2 separate regions of the Homo sapiens genome follow, and region 2 is linked to region 1. Evidence: chromatin loops called from intact Hi-C (ENCODE). Cell type or tissue: psoas muscle. All regions are shown on one strand.

Evidence for each region. A loop is a pair of places that touch in the nucleus more often than their neighbours do. Peaks named below come from ENCODE experiments on the same cell type or tissue, not always from the same donor. Only the 100,000 strongest peaks of a DNase experiment are listed, where the experiment ranks them.
Region 2: a loop joins it to region 1, with 4 times the contacts of the local background. A loop is called at or near these places in 16 of 110 quality-filtered maps.

What each region holds. Positions count from the first base shown.
Region 1 is chr2:208,060,867-208,063,366 of GRCh38, reverse strand. No RefSeq gene overlaps it. Among named protein-coding and RNA genes, the nearest start is that of PLEKHM3, 37 kb to the right of the region's middle. In psoas muscle, a CTCF peak has its summit at 1,059 (motif pointing right); no DNase peak of the experiment used is centred here.
Region 2 is chr2:206,692,861-206,695,360 of GRCh38, reverse strand. It overlaps DYTN (dystrotelin), which reads left to right. Exons shown (of 12, transcript NM_001093730.1): 8 at 484-595; 9 at 2,038-2,186. Among named protein-coding and RNA genes, the nearest start is that of DYTN, 24 kb to the left of the region's middle. In psoas muscle, a CTCF peak has its summit at 1,510 (motif pointing left); no DNase peak of the experiment used is centred here.

The DNA of each region.
Region 1 (2,500 bases):
TTTCTTTTATTGCCTCTAGATTTTGAGGCTTTCTCTATATCAAGGTTAAAGAAGAATTCACCCATGTTTTCTTCTAGCACTTGTGTGATTTTGTATTTTACATTTAGATTCCTACTTTGAATTTATTCTTCAATATGGTGTGACGTATGAATTTAATTTTATCTTTTTCCAAATGTACCATCTGTCCCAGAACCGTTTATTTAAAAGCTTATCTTTGTAGAACTTGAGGATAACTGGTAGATTTTAAAAAATAATAACAAAAGTTTATCTTTGACCCAATGGTTTGAGATGCCAGTTCTTCATATAGTCAATTACCATATGTGTTTCTTTCTATTTCTGGACTTTTTATTCTGCTGCATTAGTCTACTTGTCTAGTCATGGGACAGTACCACTGTGTGTTAATTATAAAAGGCTTTATAGTGTGTTTTAATATCTGTTAGTCTACTTCAAAGTTTTGTGTGTTTTTAAATGTTTCCCTGGCTATTTTTACATGTTTCTCCATATAAACTTTAGTATCAACTTGTATGGCTTCATTTAAAAAGCTAGCTGCTATTTTTATTGGGATTATGATCGTTAATAAATTGACTTGGACAACTGACATCTTTGTGCTGCTTAGTCATCCTATCCAAGAACAGGAAATGTTTTAATTATTAGGGGCTTTATAGAATATTTTAATATGTGGCAGGCTACTCCCTGCTAAAAGTTTTTCTTTTTTATTGGTTTCTCGACTATTCTTGCTTATTTTTAAAATATAAACTTTAGTATTAATTTGTTTGGCTCCATAGGAAAGTTTGGTGGTATTTTCATTGGAATTGTGATAAATCGACTTAGGAAGAAGTAACAAGGCCCCCAGATCTGATCACTTCAAAATAGATATTTTGAATGTAAACACACACACACACACGCACACACACACACACGCACACCAGAACCTAAAAATTCATTCCAGATGTGGAAAGGATCAATGTCATTCAATTTAGCAAATATTTATGTATTACCTGCTATTTGCAAATTACTATAATAAAATATAACATGAGTCACTGTCTCTGTTCTCAAGAAGATAAGCACCTGAAGGGGGCGATAAGCACTTACTGATTATAGTGAGCCTGCACAGCATTTAGTGCAGTGTCTTTTGGGGTGAGCATCTCTCTACGCCACATAAATCTACAGCCCAAATATCTATGTGCAGCACTTGGATATATCCACAGCAATCCATGGCAAAAATGCAATTTGCTTTTTCTTGCATCTGCTGCATGTTATTATAACTTCTTATTCTCTAGGGCTCTTAATCACGTCTAACATTGATCCTCACTCCCAAAATGTTCTCTCTCATAGGAGAAGAAAAGATTAAGATGAGACCATTCATTTATTCTATAAATATTCCTTGAGTACCTTCCGTATGTGAAGAATTGCTCTTGGAGCTGAACTCTTAGTGGATTACAAGAAAGACCACATCCCTGCTTGAGGAGATTCCATTCTAGAGACAGAGACAGTTCAGGCAGAAACAAACAAGTTGAACGATACAACATAATTGCAGGGTGAGGAGGTCTGTATGGAAGAAGAAGGCAGGGAAAGGAGATGAAGGGCAAGGTGCCCTTTTGGATAGGACAGTGAGGGAAAGCCTTGCTGGGGAGAAAGAATTCGGGCAGACTTGAATGATGTGAATGGGGGAATCACATGAAGGTCCTTGGAGAAGACCCTGCCATGCACAAGGAGCATCTGCAGAGCCCGGGGGCCACACAGCCAGAAGAGAAAGCAAGGGAGAGACAGGGAGAAAAAGGGCTTCAGGTGCACAGTGCCTAGAGCAAGTAGGTACTCCAGGTTCCCCAAAAGGAGTTTGGATTTTGTTCTGCGAGAAAGGATGCTTTTTTGCAGGGGTATGACACGTGTGATCTTTAAATTTGGCTGCCATGGAGAAAATGGACTGTAGTGAGGGGGAAAGGGGGAGGCTGGTCAGAAGTCACTGTGCTGATCATGTGACAGATGACAGGGGCTTGGACCAGGGGACCACAGAGGACAAAAAAAGAAGCAAAGTGGAAGAATGTGGGAATTTTTTTGGAAGACAAACTAACAGGACTTACAGATGGACTGAATTTGGGAGTGGAGGGAGAGGAAGAGCCCAGGGTGGCTCTCTAGTTTTTGGTTTGAGTAACTGGGCGAATACCAGTACCATGTATTAAAAAGAGGTGACTATTGGAGAAGGAGCAGGTTTGGGGCAAAACCATAGAGATCTATTTTAGACACATTATTCAAGATACTTGGTTACTTCCCACTAAGTTTTAATAACCTAGCATAAGTTATATTGTCCTTTTCTATTCTTCTTTCATCCCCAATTAGAGTTGTTCCCAGGACAGTGTTTAACCTAAATGTGAAAGAAGATATGGCAAATCATCATTTGATCATTTCTGAAGGTCTCAAGCATTATCCTTCTATAAAAAGGATTAAATAAGGCCGGGTGAGGTGTCTCACGCCTGTAATCCCAGCACTTTGGGAGGCCAAG
Region 2 (2,500 bases), 1.4 Mb after region 1:
CACCACTCAGGAATACAGGCCCAATATTATCATACCCTGCAAAAGTTTAAGACAAGCCAAAATTTGATTTTATTGAAATCTATTTTTAAATTAGCTATTAAATTCAAAGAATTTGAGTGCATTGTGCAGCTGCACAAAACGCAGCTGCAGATTTAAGGGTTTATCCTAAAGGTTGTAGCACACAGCACCCTGCATATAGAAGGCACTTCGTATTTTGGGAAATAAATCAGACTTCTATACCATAGCGTATATGGCATTAATATAATGCCATTTGAAAATACTATCATATGAAGATGTATTTGAGTAAACAAACGCATTAGAGTCATTTAATAATCCTATAGTTTGGGAGAAACTTTACACTGATTTGGCAGCTCAGACATCTTCTGTATATTTTGGGTTGCTCATTCTCTACCTGGATATTCTTTTTTTTTTTTTTTTCTCATCTACTAGTGACGTAAGCTGTGCTTCTATTTTAACTGGCAGATACCGCTGTCTGAAGTGTCTCAACTTTGACATCTGCCAGATGTGTTTCTTATCTGGTCTTCACAGCAAGTCCCATCAGAAGTCTCATCCTGTCATTGAGCACTGCATTCAGGTAACATTTAATGTCACATACCAAACTATTCATTAATCAATTCAGTATAAGCTATAGCCATGAAAAAACCTTCCCTCCAGTGAAACCACAGATTCTGCTCCTGTCATACATTGCAATATTTAAGACTAAGCAAGTGGCAAACTCCACCTTGAATATCTCCCAACGTAAGTATGATTTCTTCACATTGTATGTCTCAGTGGAAGTTTTTGGCCACAAGAACAGGCCAGAGTTCAGTCTGAAGTGATTGATCAGATACTCTGGAATAGAAAATGTCAGTGAAGAGTTACAGGGAGCAGCACTGGAAATGGGTACAGATGGAAAAGAGAAGGGCTCTGATATGGCAAAAATGATGCAGCAAGACTTCTAGTTACTAACATATTTTTGGAGAATTTTTCTTTTTTAACATGTCTTTTCCTGAACCCTAAATTTCAAATATTTCTTCTTTAGGAAAAAAGAAAGATTATTATCTCAATGTTGACTGAAAAAGTATACAACTAAAACTTCACAGCTGCCTTTCAAATTTTTTAAAATTATAAATACCTAGCAAGTGAATTCAGTTCTTTGTAAGAAGAGAAACAGCATAGTACATTTTAGAAAAAAGCATTCTATTTTTTCCCAGAAAGAACATTTTCTTTTCATTACTAAATTCCAGTGAGTAAGTTTCTTCACACAGATGGCAACCTCCTCAAATACCACAATAGCGAAGGATGTTGACTAATTAACTTTGCCAAGGATAGTTTTCCCTCCTTCTCTCCTTTACATGAATGGCCTGCAAAAGTCAAGTGCCTGAATCTTGCCAAATAATTTCCAGTGGGCATTGCCTTACCCAGGTCCTCAGGTTCACAGGCCTAGGATCTACCTTCCTAGTGCTAAAAGTCTTGGATTTGTTGATGTTAGAGTGACACCATGTGGCCACTTTGTTATTACGCTTTAAATTTCAAGTGCTGAAACCCTTGAAATGAGACATCTCATTCCTTCTTTGCATTTGGTAGAAGTTCTTAACTTGGGGTGAAATAAATGGATTTCGGGTGAGCCTGTGAGTCCACTGAAATTGTATGCAGAATGGAATGTGTGAGTATTTCGCTGGAAATAAATCCATGAGTTATCATCCAATTCTCAAAGGCATCCACAACCCTAAATGTGAGCAACCACAGGCTTAGTCCTCTTTGATGCCCTCCTCTAGGTGTAGAATGCCAAATGACGGGGTTACTCTAAGGAAGAGGACTTATTGAGGGGGTTTGGGGTGTTTAATTTGGAGACTTATGCTATTTCTATGAGAATGTGAAGAAATTCAGGGACAAGAAGGAGGTAAGATTATTTTTCTGAGGACTTAAGAGAAATAATTCCAAAAACTTTCATGGTGGCCAGTCCATCCAAGTAAGGAAGGAAGACCACACGTAGACTGATCTGACGCTTTTTAAAAATGTTGGCCCTTTCAGCAGATGTCAGCAATGCAGAATACAAAACTTCTCTTCAGGACCCTCAGAAACAACCTTCTTCAGGGGCGCTGTAGGAAGAAAGAAGCAGCGAGAAGGCAGCAGCTGCTGGACCAGGTGAATCCAAAGGGTGTGCCTCACCATGCGCAGGCCAGGTGAGTGGCTGCGAGGATTGGCTGATCCCACAGAGCAGCCACCAAGGGCCCTGGGTGTTATGGTAACCGGCCAGCAATCTTTCTAATGCTGAAGATCCTAGACAAGGCAGGAGGAGGGGTGAGGGTTGGACTTCAGATATTTTTTTCCTCTAAAAAGGGCCTTTAATTTCAAAGTAGAACTAAGAGGCCACAACACCTTTTGGTGACCCATCCAGATGTTTAGAGTTATTTCTACAAATGAAACCATCAGAAAGACAAAGAAGATTTTTAATATTAGAATATTTGAATAACTTTGTTATATTCCTAGTTTTTGC